Linked DNA regions of Homo sapiens: region 2 is linked to region 1. A link is a loop called in an ENCODE intact Hi-C map of the cell type or tissue named here. Cell type or tissue: A673. All regions are shown on one strand. Each heading gives the region's core, and the rest is flanking DNA. Links, peaks and the distances in the headings are about the cores only.

What was found. Peaks named below come from ENCODE experiments on the same cell type or tissue, not always from the same donor. Only the 100,000 strongest peaks of a DNase experiment are listed, where the experiment ranks them.
Region 2: a loop joins it to region 1, with 5 times the contacts of the local background. A loop is called at or near these places in 2 of 110 quality-filtered maps.

The regions. Positions count from the first base shown.
Region 1 is chr6:50,947,874-50,956,215 of GRCh38, reverse strand. No RefSeq gene overlaps it. Among named protein-coding and RNA genes, the nearest start is that of TFAP2B, 130 kb to the right of the region's middle. In A673, for the core only: a CTCF peak has its summit at 3,929 (motif pointing right); DNase peaks (open chromatin) are centred at 2,515, 3,505 and 3,875; H3K4me3 peaks cover 1,794 bases; H3K27ac peaks cover 2,612 bases.
Region 2 is chr6:50,822,959-50,831,300 of GRCh38, reverse strand. It overlaps TFAP2B (transcription factor AP-2 beta), which reads right to left. Exons shown (of 7, transcript NM_003221.4): 2 at 7,436-7,894; 3 at 2,622-2,682. Among named protein-coding and RNA genes, the nearest start is that of TFAP2B, 8.3 kb to the right of the region's middle. RefSeq lists enhancers at 4,949-5,449, 5,450-5,950, 7,102-7,629 and a silencer at 6,907-7,036. In A673, for the core only: no CTCF peak of the experiment used is centred there; a DNase peak (open chromatin) is centred at 4,310; H3K27me3 peaks cover 4,705 bases.

The DNA of each region.
Region 1 (8,342 bases), core at 243-8,242:
AAAAGTATTCTATCTAAAGTAAGTGTCTTTAACCAGGCACACTGGCTCATGCCTGTAATCCTAGCATTTGGGGACACCTGAGTGGGAGGATTGCTTGAGGCCAGGAGTTCGAGATCAGCCTGGACAAAAAAGCTAGACCCTGTGTCTACGAATAATTTTAAAAAATAGCCAGGTGTGGTGATGCATGCGTGTAGTCCTTGCTACTCAGGAGGCTAAGGTGGGAGGATCGCTTGAGCCCAGGAGGTCAAGGCTGCAGTGAGCTCTGATTGTGCCACTGCACTCCATCCCAGGTGACAGAGCGAGACTCTGTCTAAAAAAAAAAAAAAAAAAAAAAAAGCCAGGTGCGGTGGCTCATGCCTGTAATCCTACCACTTTGGGAGGCCAAGGCGGGTGGATCAACTGAGGTCAGGAGCTTGAGACCAGCTGGGCCAACATGGTGAAACCTCATCTCTACTAAAAGTACAAAAAATTAGCTGGCTGTGGTGGCGGGCACCTGTAATCCCAGCTACTCGGAAGGCTGAGGCAGGAGAATTGCTTGAACCCAGGAGGCAAAGGTTGCAGTGAGCCGAGATTGTGCCATTGCACTCCAGCCTGGGCAACAAGAACGAAACTCATCTCAAAATAATAGTAATAATAATAATTGTTTTCATGTAATATGTATAGATTTATAGATATATGGGCTTATTTATAGATCATTATGATACACACACACAGATAATTGAAAGGCTATTCACCAAAATGTTCACTCTGGTTATTTTTAGATGGTGGGATTCTCAATGTTTTTCTTCATTTTATGTAGAAATATAATAAATTTCTAAGTCTTCTATAATGATTACGTATTTCTTATGAAGTAAACGGAAAGGTATTTAAAAGTAAAAATTAAATACCTACTCTTTCTCATATTTCTAAGAAAGATACAAAAATGAACAGAGTAACTAAGACATTTTCCCAGGGTACTCCATGACCTTGATAAATTAGAAAGCCAGGTCAAAAGTAGTCTAGTTTTGGTTGGATCCAATCATTTCCTGCTGCTTTCTTGTGAGTGCATGTATCTTTGAGAATTTCATCTTGCTGTGCTGTCCAATATGGTAACCACTAGCCAGTGGTAATATTTAAGTTTTATTTAATTACATTTAAACATAATAAAAATTCGAAATTTAGTTCTTCAGTCTCACAAGCTATATCTTAAGTTCTCAATAGCCACATGTGACTAATGGCTACCAAATGAACAGCACAGAAACACAAAATCACATCATTGCAGTAAGATTTATTGGACACTGCTGGTATAGGTGCTAAACTGCTAGCTAGGCACAGTGTTACAATTAGCCATGAGCAACTCCTGAAAGGGAAGGCCTCTACACATTTATATGAAATAGAAAGCATGACTCTACTTATACCTGTTTCTTTCTCACACTGCATCGAGAGAGTGACTAGAAGTGTACTCAAGGGACCATGTGCTTAGTACACAGGGTTAGGCCATAGACCTTAATTTGAAGAGTCTCTGGGCAACTATAAAACCTAAATAGAAAATACAGGAGTCACAGAGGTTCCAGTGGAAATCTAGACCATCTGCCAATGTCAAATTATAAGTGGCTTTCCAAACAGCTTAGATACGTCTTAGCAGTGCACAACAGTGGAAGCCCATTCCCATCTCCGTGTAGCAAAATGCAGGCAAGTTTTCATGCACAAAGAAAAACATGCAGTACCAGCAATGGGCAAAAGCACAAGGCACGTAAACATCCTCAGTGATTGCTATACCACAGAGGTGAGAAGAGAATAACTTTTTGAGCATACAGGAGACATACTTTGAACTTGGTAATTAGAGCTCAGCTTATTTTTATCATGTATCCTAGGACTGTCATTTCCATTCTTGCCACACAATATGTGATCCTTGGACCAGCAACATCAGCATCACCTGGAAACTTAGAAATGCAGAATCTTATGCTCTACCCTAGACCTGCTGAGTCAGAAACTCATTTAAAAGAGATCTCAGGTGAGTTGTGGGCACATTAAAGGTCCAGGGTCACTGATTTCTCTTTTTCTTACTTTACTTTCAATTTCTAGATTGAAAGAGAAGCCTCAGATCTTCCAACCAAATTTTGTGCAGTACTCTGGATCTGGCAAACAGCATGAGATTTAATAAACATTTATTGATTAATTGAAAATCTGAGGATTTGACTTTCAGAAAACAACAAACCAGCATACTTTGAATGAGGTGTCAAAAATATCCTTAAGAAATCATGTGAAAATTTTAGTATTTCATTTTGGTTTAAAATGCAAAAAATAGATGATCATATAGTAATACTAATAAGCAAATAATAAACCATTCATGATTCCTTTGTTCTTTACATGCTGTCTATAAGGGCAATCATTTTTAAAAGCTTTTATTGGATAGCTTGTGCAGAATCACGCCCTAATTATAGTCTTCCTTTTTATTTGCCATTGAGAGGAAATGCACCAGATGAAGCTGTTTGAGACTCTATGGTTTGTTCAGCTGTATTAAATACTTCTAACTGCTGACTTTTATCGTTCTTAACAAGTCAAGACCAGACTGAATGTCTTTGAGGATAATTGTTTTTATTCATTTCCCTTCTGTATTGCTAAAATGGAGGCAATATGTAAATTAAGGAAAGAGACTCGGATTCAGTACTGCCCAGCCCTCGGCTGGTACTCAGAAAGAAGCAAAACCAAATCTCCTCTGCTCAGTTTGTTTCATGCCTCCATGATCAGTGGGTTCTCCTGCAAAATGGACAAAATTTATTGATTCTTCAAGGTGGTCACCATGCCTCTAAGTTGCATAACTGGTGTGTGCATAGAATTTATTCTAAACAATTTTTTAAAAAACTGTGCTGCTGTATGTCAATGCTTCTAACATTTCGTTCATATCAATGTAGTCCATGATGCAATTAGTAGAGTTATAGTATGGCAATTACTAAAGGCCAGGATTCAGACCTTCTGGGTCTTATCCTCAATTCTACCATTTATCTGTGGGATAACCTTGGGATAAGGAAATAAAAACATTTGGCAATGTCTGAAGACATATTTGATTGTCATGAGTTGAGGCAATGCTACTGGCATCTAGTGCATAGAAGTCAGGAACGCTGCTAAACATCCCTCAATAAACACCCCACAACAAAGAATCATCTGGTCCCAAATATCAGTAGTGCTGAGGAAGATCAACCCCATATATAAAGAGCCTATTATCATCACCAACATTCAGCACTGACATGCTGAAACAAAAATCACAGTCTACCAAAACGCCAGAGACTTTGAACTATGGAATCCTCAAATCAATAAACGAGGATTCGGTGAGTTCTTACTTTATGCTCAGCACTGTTTTAGGTACTGTGGAAAACACAATTTCTTCCAGAAACTTGAAATTCGAATAAACTATTCAGGCCTAATAGGACAATTCCTCATTGATCCATTCCAGTAATTTTCTGCTGCCTCTCGACATGGTGCCCCGTCTAATTACAGGATGACTCCCTATTCCCCTGGGATGCCACTTTTCATTCTCATTCACTTCCTTGTTCTGAAGGAACAGCAATTTGCCACTGAATGGTTATTAGCCTTTTTCTCTTTAAGAAACTAAGAAGGAAAAAAAGCCCACAGGATAATTTTAAAAGTTGTTGCTCCAGTTTTTCTCCAACTTTAGAAATCTCTGTTGGCTTTTAATTAAGAACTTGCATTTAGACTGTGAGATGAACCAGATTTGAAGGATTGTGGTTTTTTTTCTTTTAATGAAATGACACTCGTTTCCCTAGGAGGGGTTTTCCCCAGATTCTCATTGTTCTACTAAAGATGATTTACATGGGCATCTGTGGAAGTAGCTGAATCTGTGATTGGAGTGGGAGGCCAGGGTAGGCACACTGCGCCTTCCCTCTGAGAAACTATGAAATAAACACCCTGGGGACACTGAGCTGAGATCCTCACAAACTTCAGTGTGAAATGGCCTGGAGGTGGAGCAAGTCAGAGTGGCAGCAGGGACTATGTGAAATAAGAGTCAAAAGTATGCCATGAATATGACTGAGTGAGTCAGCTGTTTCAGAAACCTGCAATGCACATTTTCAGTCTACTCCCTTTCCTCACTTGGCCTTAAATAATCTTGTGCATATTCAGAAGGAATCAATGCTAAAGTACATCTATACATCCAATTATTGGGGACTCACATTTTGAAGTCCCTAAATGCTTTCTTTATTTCTAAGCCACTTGGCTAAGGATCAGGGTAAAACAATGCTTCTCTGTATTGAAATTAGTAGGAAAAAATATAATAAGGACAAAAGATTTGCAAATCCTCAAAGTATCTCTCCTAAATATTAATTATAAAAGGGAAAAAAGCAACTTAAAAAAGGAGTAACTTTATAATGGATAAATTTGGCAGACATTATCTTAAGCAAATGATCAAGGGCAACATCATCAGTAATAAGATATACCAATATCTTACACCATTCCTATGATGAACTGAGGACACAACATCATTTCTATGGTATTCTTGTCCTAAAATATATAACCCCAGGTGGGGCGCAGTGGCTCATGCCTGTAATTGCAGCACTTTGGGAGTCCAAGGCGGGTGGATCACTTGAGCTCAGGAGTTTGAGACCAGCCTGGCCAACATGGTAAAACCACATCGCAAATAAAAATATAAAAATTAGCAGGGCATGGTAGCAGGCACCTGTAATCCCAGTTATCTGGGAGGCTGAGGCACGAGAATCGCTTGAACCCAGGAGGCAGAGGTTTCAGTGACCTGAGATAGCACCACTGCACTGCAGCCTGGCTGACAGAGCGAGGCTCTGTCTCAAAAAAATAAAAATTTAAAAAAAAACCCACAAAAATATATAACCTCAATCTTAGCCTGAATAAAACATCAGACAAACTCAAATTGAAGGACATTATACCAAACAACTAACCAGAATCTTCAAAGGTGTCAGAGTCATGAAAGACAGGGAAGACTGATAAACTGTCACAGATTAGAGCAGACTAAGGACACATAATAGCTAAGTGCAAGGTACGATCCTGGACAGGATCATGGATCAAAAAAGAAGACATTACTTAGCGGGGAAAAAGTGAAATGTAAATAAGGCTTTCAGACAAATTAACAGTATTTCATTGTGTCAGTGTTAATTTCCTGGTTTTCTTAAATTCTATGATTATATCATAATAATATTAATGTTAGGGAAGACTCCATGAATGGTAAACATTCTCTGTACTATTTTGCAAATTTTCTGTAACTGAAGGCAAACCTCAGAGATATGACAGTTTCAGTTCCGGATCACTGAAATAAAACAAATTGCAATAAAGCAAGTCACACAAATTTTTTATTTTCCCAGTGGATATAAAATTATGTTTACACTATACTGTAGTCTATTAAGTATGCAATAACATTATATCTATAAAAATAATGTATATACTTTAATTTTCAAATATTGCTTAAAAGTACTAACAATTATCTAAGCCTTCAGCAAGTCATAATCTTTTTGCTGATAGAGGGTCCTGCCTCGATGTTGATGGCTGCCGACCGATCAAGGTGATGGCTGCAGATACTTGGGATGGCTATAGCAATTTCTTAAAATAAGACAATGAAGTTTGCCAGCCACATGGATGGACTTTTCCTTTCATGAAAGATTTCTCTGTAGCATGCAATGCTGTTTTATAGCATTTTAACCACAGTTGAACTTCTTCCAAAACTGAAGTCTATCCCCTCAAATCCTACCACTGCTTATCAACTAAGTTTATGTAATACTCTAAATCTTTTGTTGTCATTTCAACAGTGTTTGCTGCATCTTTATCAGTAGATTCTTCATCTCAAGAAACTTACTTTTTTTCATCCACAAGAAGCAACTCCTCGTAGTTCAGGTTTGTTGATTAGATGGCAGCAATTCAGTCATATCTTCAGGCTCCACTTCTAATTCTAGTTCTCTTGCTATTTTCACCACATCTGCAGTTACTTCCTCCACTAAAGTCTTGAACCACACCAAATCATCCATAAGGTTGGAATCAACTTCCATCAAACTCCTGTTAAGATTGATCTTTTAACCTCCTCTCATGAATCATAAATGTTCTTGATGGCATCTAGAATGGTGAATTCTTTCCAGAATATTTTCAATTTATTTTGCCCAGATCCATCAGAGGAATCATTAGCTAGGGCAGCTTTAGTCTTATAAAATGAATTTCTGAAATAATAAAACTTAAAAAGTCAAAATTACTCTTTAACCCATGGGCTACAGAATGGATATTGTGTTAGCAGGCATAAAAGCAACATTAATCTCCTTGTACATCTCCATCAGGGATTTTGAGTGACCAAGTACATTGTCAGAGAGCAATAATATTTCAAAAGAGATCTTTTCTTCTGAGCAGTAGGTATCAGTAGTGGGCTTAAAATATTCAGTAAACCATGCTGTAAACAGTTATGCTGTCCTCTAGGCTTTGTTGTTCCATATAGAAAGCACAAGCAGAGTAGACATAGCATAATTCTTAAGGGCCCTAGAAGGTTTTTGTTTTTGTTTTTGTTTTTGTTTTTTTGTAGACAGAGTCTTGCTCTGTCCCCAGGCTGGAGTGCAGTGGTGCAATCTCAGCTCACTACAGTCTCCGACTCCCTGGTTCAAGCCATTCTCCTGCCTCAGCCTTCTGAGTATCTGGGATTACAAGCACGCACCACCACATCCAGCTAATTTTTGTATTGTTAGTAGAGACAGGGTTTTACCGTGTTGGCCAGGATGATCTCGATCTCCTGACCTCGTGATCCACCTGCCTCGGCCTCCCAAAGTGCTGAGATTACAGTCGTGAGCCACTGCACCCAGCCTGGGCCTTAGAATTTTTGGAATAGTAAATGAGCATTGGCTTCAACTTCAAGTCACCAGACCCCAAGAGAGTCAACCTATCCTTTGAAGCTTTGAAGCCAGGCACTGACTTCTCTTCTCTAGCTATGAAAATCCTGGATGGCATCTTCTTCCAATAGAAGGCTGTTTCATGTGCATTGAAAATCTGTTGTTTAGTATAGCCACATTAATCAATGATCTTAGCTAGATCTCCTGGAGAACTTGCTGATGCTTCTACATTAGCACTTGCTGCTTCACCCTGCACTTTTGTGTTATGAAGATGGATTGCTTCCATAAAGTCCATGAACCAACCTCTACTAGCTTCAAACTTTTTTTCTACAGTTTCCTCACATTCCTCAGCCTTCATAGAACTGAAGAGAGTTGGGGTCTTGCTGTGGATTAGGCTTAGGCTTAAGGGAGTGTTGCAGCTGGTTTGATCTTCTATCCAGACCACTCAAACTTCCTCTATATTAGCAACAAGGCTATTTTGCTGTCTTGTCATTCATGTGGTCACTAGAGTAGCACATTTAGTCTCCTTAAAGAACCTTACCTTTGCATTTACAGCTTGGCTGTGTAAATGTAAGCCTAATTTTTGGGCTGTCTCAGCTTTGGACATGCCTTCCTCGCTAAGATTAATCATTTCTCACTTTTGATTTAAAGTGAGAGATGTGCAACTCTCCCTTTAACTTGAACACTTAGAGGTCATTGTAGGGTTATTAATTGGCCTAATTTCAATATTGTTGTGTCTCAGGGAAAGGGAAGCCCCATAAGAGGGAGAAAGATGGGGAAAGACTGGTTGGTGGAGCAGTCAGAACACACACAACATTCACTGATGAAGTTGGAAGTACATGTTGGAAAAACAACATGTATTCTCTTGGTACATGTTTGTGGCAACCTGGGGTTGTAAATAATACAATAACTACAAAGCACAATAAAATGAAGTACAATTGCATGAAAGTATTTTAAAATAAAATATTTAAAATAAATAGGCAGAAAACTGCCCACATTAATGCTTAATTAATGCAGGGATATAAAGGAATCAGTTAGTCCTTCTAGAAAGTTAGAAAATTGGAAGAGTGTAAATGGGAAAAGTAAGTATGAAGAATGGGTCTTATCCAGAGCATGGTGGGGTAAGAAGGGAACTTAGACTGATGAAAAAATTTACTTCTGAACCAGAAAGAACCAGGGATTTTTTATGTTATTTCAAAGAGTGAAACACAACCACTGAGAAACTCTTTCTCCAAATCCAAGCAGATCTTTGCTACGCCTCCATGAACCTTAATGCCCAGTGAACTAGGGTTCTAGGACCCTGCAGGCTTTAGATAAGCACAGCCTCCCACATTTTGCCCACCCACCATTTCACAAATGCCAAAACACATAAAAACACCTGTCCATGATCATAGTTACAAACTTATATTTTGTGCTTGTTGGCAGCAAACTTTGTTTCCAGTGAAATCTTATGGGGAACTACAATAAGTTAACTAATCTTTAATAAGTAAAATAAGTAAAACACAGAAAAGCCATAAA
Region 2 (8,342 bases), core at 145-8,144, 120 kb after region 1:
AGAGCCATTTATCACGCTGGCTACCTTCACTCCACTCGTTTGCTCTCTCTACTGGGAACAACTCATTTCCTCTTAACTAAATTACTTCAGAAATGTCAGCTAAGCCCAGATAGCAAACATAACAAGAGAGGGAGCCCATAATCTATGGGGTGACATAAACACAGGTGAAAAATTAGATTGGTTAAATTTTAGAAGGGGCCTTACCATAACTGGAGAAAGAGACATAGAGATAGAGACATGCATCATTTATGCCTAAGTCTTCTAGCTTCATAAACACAGACTCAGAGACCCCCAAACCTAGACCACTTGCCAATCTGTTACTAATGAGGTAGAATTTTTTTTTATCTGCCTAAAAGCCCATTAGAAAATATATTAAGAAACTAAGCCTTCTTCTAGGTGTTGAAATTTAGAATATTTAGTTCACAAGACTTTCTCACCTCTTTTACAAAATTCATCTCTTGGAAACATCTCTCATAATTGGGGAGATGGTGAGCAAAGAGACTAGGGTGCAGGGGAAGGGGCTAATGAACTCACCACAACTTTAAGTGGCTTATACTGAGTTAGAAAAGTAAATCAACCTCGTATTCTTATTTTGCCTATGGCTCTCTAAAGAAAAAAGACATAGGATCTTTTCTTCATGTAATAAAGCAAATATGTCAAATATTAAATAATGCAACTGACCTACCATTTCATCATATTCATACCACACCCTCTGAATCAATTAAAGTAACTGGGATGCTACTTAAATATTTTAAGCTGCACATTTTTTAAAAAGCTGTACATTTGGGGGGACATAAAATGTACTCTTCTGTTTCCAAAAACAGAACCATCAACTTTAGTCATTATTCTCTTTTTCTTATTCCTGGAGACAACCTTGCACATAAATATTCACATTTCACTGACAAACATATACAAGCTCTGAAACCAAAGCATCCCACATCTAAGAAAATCTTCAGCTCTGTTTTGCTAGGCAAGCTAAGTTACAAATATTTTTATTGGACTGGCTATTAATAACATTTCTGATTGGTCATCTGTTGGGCATGTTCCCCTGCCAGCCCAAATGATGTTGCTAGGATACAGAACCCTGAGCTAAGTGGTTCTAGCTTTCCATGAAAAGGGAGGAGGAACTAAAACAAACTGAAAAAAGCCAATGGAGAAGCTCCTCCCCGACCCCACCCTAATCAACCAGCAATTAACCGAAAGAGGAGACCCAAGAGAAAACAGGAAAAGTGAGCTGTCAGTCAGCACAGTTGCAAATTTAAGCACCGAGCCTGGGTATCCTAGCAAACCCAAAAGCTGGCATTAAAAGCCAAAACAATATTATTTGAAGATGAGAGAGAGAGAGAGAGAGATGTTTGAAGCAACCACTAAAATAAATAGTTATGCCCCAAACCTTACTATACTTTAGGATATTCATTCCAAGGCCAAATGGCATCATTGCAAGTACAGCTTCCCCCACCCACCTTTCAAAGCTACTCTTCCTGACTTTGTAAAAGAAGACAATTTAGAATACCTCACCCTGTTTGGAATCCTTATTCCACAACCCTCCTACTATCCCATTTGAGTCTGGATGAATTACTTCCCAAAGAATTTTTTCTTTTAATTGTTTTTGTTGAATGTCAAGTGGCTCAAGTGAATCATAAATGATTGAAAGCTGAGGATTGTTGACACTAAATATAGAGACAGAATTTCTTCGACATCCATGAGAAAGGGTTACAGTATTAAAATTGTATCGTCAAATGCCAGTTCCTGTGATAATTAAAGATTGCACTGTTTACACATTTAAACTCCTAAATTTGTGGCATTTGAGTGACATTCAGGCCTTTTAGCAGCTACACTAATCGCCAGGCATTCTCTCAGTGACTGTCAGAGAAAAGCAGAAAAAATTAAGCAGCTGCAATACACCCAAAATGAGTTATTGTAATTACATTTAATTAGTTTAATTAGTTAATTATTTTGCTTACAGCTGTACAAGAGACTGCAAACATTTGTTAATATCACATGCCCTTTAACAGTATGGGGTGATTCCACAGTCACACTAAATCATGAATGCATATGTAGGAAGATTTAGAAATGTGCATAGGCTGTCTCAGCTTCTCAGGATGCGCATATTTAGCAACAAATTTGGCACAATGAAAAAATAAATAAATAAAAACAACTCATAAAACATAGAGAACTGGGAACAAAATTATCACCAAAAAAATCAAATACAAAACGAAGAAAGAGCTATCTCAATAACATAAGCTTTAACTCAGCAAACTCCAGTTATCATTGAAATAATTGTAGCACCTTCTTGAAACCAGTGTTTACCAGCCAATTCCACACATGATGATAGCTCAATTATTTAAGATGTATCAAGAATGGCTACCAAATATGCCATGAGAAAAATTGCAACAGTCTGTCTCACTCATCTGAATTTGTGTCTGATGTTTTCATTCTCCCTTGCCCAACTTCCATCTTCCCAACATGCCCTTTCCCCTAATCTGACAGCCATTGTCCTATAATTGTGAACAAACATTTATGTCTTGTCAAATAATGAATTCCCCCAAAGTGAAAATTCATCATAAAGACGTTAATGCATGAGAGAACTTTGCTTACTTTTTGGGGGGAATTATCCATACCTTTTTTAATGACAGACTGGTCCAATAGATTCATGCCGCTGTTATTGGCATCTTCAACTGACTGTGAATATAAAAACATCACTATTCAAATTGACAGGATATTAAAGAATTGCACACATAAATCATGTTATTCCAAACTGGAGTTTCTGTTATTTCCATTTATATTAATTCACAAAGGGCTGTTTTATTATTATTATTACCTCCAAATAGACATAGAAATGAAATTTACTCAAATTATAAATTTTTCCAATGGAAGAAGTGGAGAAAGAAAACTTTGAGAGACATCTGGGATGCAACATTGGTTTAGTTATTATATAAAACATAGATATTAGACAGATAAACCTTTATATTATTTGCTCTTATGAATTGTAAAAATTTGGCAACAGCTGACAGATTTTCACCAATATTAGTAAGAGCAATTTGTGTTTTCCATTCTATCCCAGTGCATCTTAACCCCAGAGCCATTTTACAAATACATAATAGTTTACATTATGGGATTTTAATTAAAGTCTGAGCAATTTGGAATGGAATGCAAACAGCAACACATAGGAACATGTTTGCAAGCCTCTAGGACTGCACACCCATTACAGCCCATACACGTTCCTGTAAACTATGAGCTTCTTGCTGCACAATGACAGTCTCTTGGAGGAACCTTCACAATTTACCCTCCCTCCCAGTCCTGCTGATGCTGCTTCCCAGCAAGGAGCACACCTGTTAGGAAGGCAGTAACTACAGACAAGCAGACACACACAAAGGTCTAGATCCTCCCAGTCAGCACCTAGGTAATCGCAAGGAATGTTCATCTTCTGTGCCACAGTTTCATTCCAGAGAAGGAAAGTTTCAACTCTGAGCACTGGTAGCACTTCTGAGAGGAAATAGCTGTTGGAGCAAGTTTCTTACTGTCAGAATACACATGAACAGTTCTGGCTGTGCATCCCAGGGCGTCCAAAAGCAGTAGATTCCCTTTCTCTCCCTACCAAGAAAATAAATGCTAGGTCTTTCTAAAATCTACAACTACTTTCTTGACCCTTCAAAACCTAAGTTGGGACCAAATTGTTACCCACTTTATAGAGAAGTAAAAAGCAAAGGGCTTGAGAGTGAGGAGCTGTTTTCACAGCACTCACACCGACTCATGCTGCATCCTCACAGTGTGAGTTCATCACAAGAAAAAGACTGTCTACCCCAAACAAGCAAAACTTTAGAAATGAGATGATCTAATCGTACAGGGGGCATGTTAATTTGTTTCTTTTCATTTTTAATAGTCACTCTTTTGTTCTCAGAAAAGTGAGCAAAATTGTTATTCTCCATAGGAATTGTTATCCTTGCTGCAACATGCCATGCACATCTTAGGAAATAGTAAAAAGGTGTTTTAAAAATATTTCATGTAACTTGTTCATAACTCCTCAGGGGACCCTGCCACACACAAACACACACGATTCACACCTTTCTATGATCATGTGTATACAGTGACAATGTGTCCAGGCAGGACAGAAATATTCTCCTGTGCCTTGGGCAGCCAGACCCTGACTTACACTGGCCTGGACCCGGGAGCCCTCACACCTTACCCTCACTCTTGTACGTAAATATGTATAAACGCCTCATCAGCGACGTGGGGTAGTTGTGGTAGTTAATGAGAAGGCTCTTGTCTGATTTTCTATCTAATTACGGCCGCCTGCTGGGTTTTTGTACAGGATATTCACGCAGCATGCTGGCGCTTAATCGTCACAGGGAGGATCGTAAAGATTTAATTAGGACTGCATGCGGAAGCGCAGAAAAACAACTCAGACTCGTAATTACTAGACTTCTTTAGTTAAAAGTGATACCAGGGGTTGCTTTAAGACACTCGGGTGTGTTTGAGTGTGTGTATGTGTTTGGGGGGAGTTGGCTTAACATCCTTATATGTTTATATTCATGGGTGGTAGAGGTGATGGGAGGTAAGAGAGCAAAGGTGGGAAGAAGAAAAGAGGTGTACATGACAACTAAACAAATCCCAAACTAGGTGTCCTTTCACTCCCTCTGTCTCTCTCTCTGTAGGTGTTTTCCTGAGTTTTTAACACTTGTAGCCCCCTCCCCAACTAGACACACACACACACGCGCGCGCGCGCGCGCGCGCTCATGCACAATGGGTGAAATGTAGCATACCCAGAACCCAAACAGCGATTTGCTAGTTTAATAGCCCCTGTGAGTAAATTGAAATAGAAATTGACAGGGTTTTATAGTTTCATTTAAAAAAATATTAGAAGCATTTGGTGAATTAGCTCTCCTCTTTCTCTTCTCTCATGGTGGGGGCTGTGGCCCTGAGTGTGGTGCATCTGGGTCACACAACAAAACCCTCGACCCATAGGCAGGGCAGCACCCTCAGTGTCTGCCAGCTCCCTGGCTCAAGGGGATCTGGAACACACACGAGGTCCTTGAGATCGGAACAAGTGACTTTAAGGTCCAGGCCTAGGCACTCTCTGGTCCTTTTAAAGACTGGACCAGTGCAGGCCCTTTTAAAGACTGGACCAGTGCAGGCCACCCATTCGATAGCTGTAGGGAGAGCGTTGAAATCCCAACCTGCTTGTGTAACTTTAGCCCCCGCACCCCAGCTTCCTAACTCGGAAGTGGATCCTTCTGTGTTGAGCAGATGATTGGAAGCCTTCGGATTCGAGGCTGTGGTCCTGGAAACATAACCCCTGGTCTTTGTCACCTGCCCTGCATCAGTCAACTTCACCCTGGCCTTGGGAGGTCTGTCATCACCGCGGAGGCAGAGACCGTCCCTGTCTTTGCTGTTTCCCTCTAGGGACAGGAGCAGGGTGTGTCCCTTGCACTATAGGGGTCGTCCCAAGAAGGTCCCGTGGGCCTCCCGGCAGGTGACGAAATGAGATAAAGCAGGGGAGGAACAGGGTGGGGGTTGGGTGAGTGGAGAGCCTGCAAGTGGCTCCGGTGTGCTGCCTGCTGCTTTTCTCCTTTCAGCTCTCTACCTCTGTGGTCTGTATTCCCGACAGCAACAACTTGGCCCCGAGGTGCTCCGTTCACATAAACACTAAATCCTTTCCGACGCTTTGACAAGACTATTCTCCCAAATGTGCACTGATCTGGCCCTGTTTTTCTCTCAGACTTTGAATTTCACCAAACACAAAAAGACCTCTCTCAATTATTTCTTTAAAAACATTTAACTAAAGAAAACTGCTCCTTCTTTTGGGGGAAAAATTTCTGAGTTCCTTCGCTAGAGTCACTTGGCCTGTAGGGTGGTGGTAACAGGGCCGGCATTAGCATCATCAACAGTAATGGTGATGAGTTGATCCACTTTCATTATCCAGCACTTTGAACCATACTCAGAAAGGTTAATTTAAAAACTTTTCCCCTCGAGACACATATTACCCCAATGCATTAAAAAAAAAACTATTAAATACTTCCTTTTTCATATGATATTCAGAAATGAGCAATATCTCTAGCCAGGAACAGTCAAGCTCAGTTAAATCAACAAAACCATCATCACTCTTATTACTATCAGTAAATCCAGGCACAAATCAGGTAATTCCGTCTTTTTTAAAAAAATAAATAACTGAATTTCTTTTAAAACAATAAACAATCATAGACCACACACAGACAGCATTTGATGCTGTCACCACATTTTAACTGTTTAAAACTATTTTTTTTCAGCAAGGTACAGAAGAATGACTCTTGCACCCTCTTCTCTTTCCCATTTTATTTTCCTTTGCTTCAGAGGTATGTCAAAGGATGCATAATAAATACAACTATGCCAATGAAACTGAAGTGTCAATTACATACCTGTAAACTATATTTATCTTTTCTGCCAACTATTTAACTTAGGGTGAAAAAGCAGACCTGCTCAGAATCACCCAAACAGTTTTTAGGAATCATTTCTTTGATGTTTCTTTGTTTAGTTTAACCAAGTATTCTCAACCAAATCAGGCTCCATTGTGTAGACTGCAGATGGGATAGTGGGTGGGTAGGGGGAGTGTTTTGAGCCTTTTGTTTTAAGAAATAAACACGTGATGCCTCTCAACTGGGATGATGGCAGTGGGGAGAGAAGAGTGTTAATATAGGCGGAGGCCAGGAGAGGGAGGTGGAGAATATTACACTACAGTCACTTAATGAACCAAAAAGTGAAAAGAATTTCCAAAATGGTATCTACCATCATGGACTCCTGAATTATGGCGTTCTGAGTTTCTCCTTCACATATATTCTATTTCTCAGATGAGGACTGCAACTATCTCTTGGAAAAAAGCTCTGTGGCTTATGAGACATTCAAAGCAAGACCTGGCTTAGATGATCAGAGCTCATTGTCATGCTTAGCAAAATCTTTGCAAATTCAGCAGCAACCTCTGGAGCATACAGAGGCCCCTGGAACTTCATTCTGAAGCTCTAGCCTCTAGGCAGCCAGGTCTTCACCTGCCAAGTCAGCAGGACAGCCCCACTATGGGGTGTGTGTGTTGGTAAAGAAGGGGTACCAAGCTGGCTTCCACAAAGCACTAGAGAATATGCAGGAGATGGTAGCTGAGGCAGGACAAAAGCATTCGCCTTTATTCTAATAATCTTAAGGTATCAAAGCAAATACATATTTTTCTTCTTCAAGATTTAATTTCTCGTGGTTTGGATGATCATAATTAGACCTCTGGAAATCGCCACTATAGAGCCATACATACAGACACACATAAACAGTTCTATATGACTGTCTAGTCCTGTTCTAAACATGGGAACAAACTCCCCAAAAAGAGACAGAGCTGCCCTCTCCTGACCTCCCCCCCTCCAGAAGCATTCCTTATTCGTGGTCTTTTTTGTTTGTTTGTTTGTTTGTTTGTGGTTACCTGGACGTCTTCCATTCCGGGATGGCCGAGGCCGTGCAGCGAGAGGCTGTCACCCATGCCCGCGTCCAGGCCGTGGTGCGCCGAATGCAGCAGCACGTCCGGCCGGCGGACCGAGTGGTAGTCCCTCCGGGGGTCAAGGCCCGAGAGCTGGGGCAAGGCGGCCCGAGGCTGGGGCAGGAGAGAGCCGGCTTCCGAACCCACTTCTTGCCGCTGCCGTTGCCCCCAGGGATGTTGCTGGGGCTGGTGCAGTGGGTTCAGGGAGTAGGGGTCGTTGACGTGGGAGTAGGGGTCCTGGCTCTGGTGGTAGGGGAGCGGCTGGTAGGGGGGTGGGAAGTAGGGCGGCTGGAAGTCCGACGACGGGGTGTGGGACAGCGGCGGGGCGCTCGAGTAGGGTCCTTGGGACACCGAGCCCAGCTGGGAGAGCCGCGAGCTGTGGCTCGGGACACCATCGTGCCGGTCCTGGGAGCGGAGAGAGGAAGGGGAAGAGAGCCAGAGAAGGAGACAGAGAAAGAGAGATAGAGGCAGAGAGAGACAGAGAGTACAGAGAGGAAGAAAAAAAATACAAGTGACAAATGGAGAAGCCCGGCTTTTGTACGCTCTTCCCGGGACAAGGGAAGCAAGGATCTGAAACTTAGACCCCCAAGTTGACTCAGAGGGCCACATGATTTCAGCAATTTCAAACCCCAGGCTTGGGGAGAAAATGGGAAAGGAATCACCCACTTAACTATAACATTTTAGCCGCTTTTTGGGGAGTGCAAAGCAGGCAAAAGGCAGGGGTACAGGAACAGTGTGTATGGAGGGAGATTCTAAATGCCTTAATTAAAATTGTAGGAGTCTTACATATGGTGTTTGCTCCTCTGGGTGTTTTTAACTACTTTTTTCTAACTCTTCCAGAGGTACAAATCAC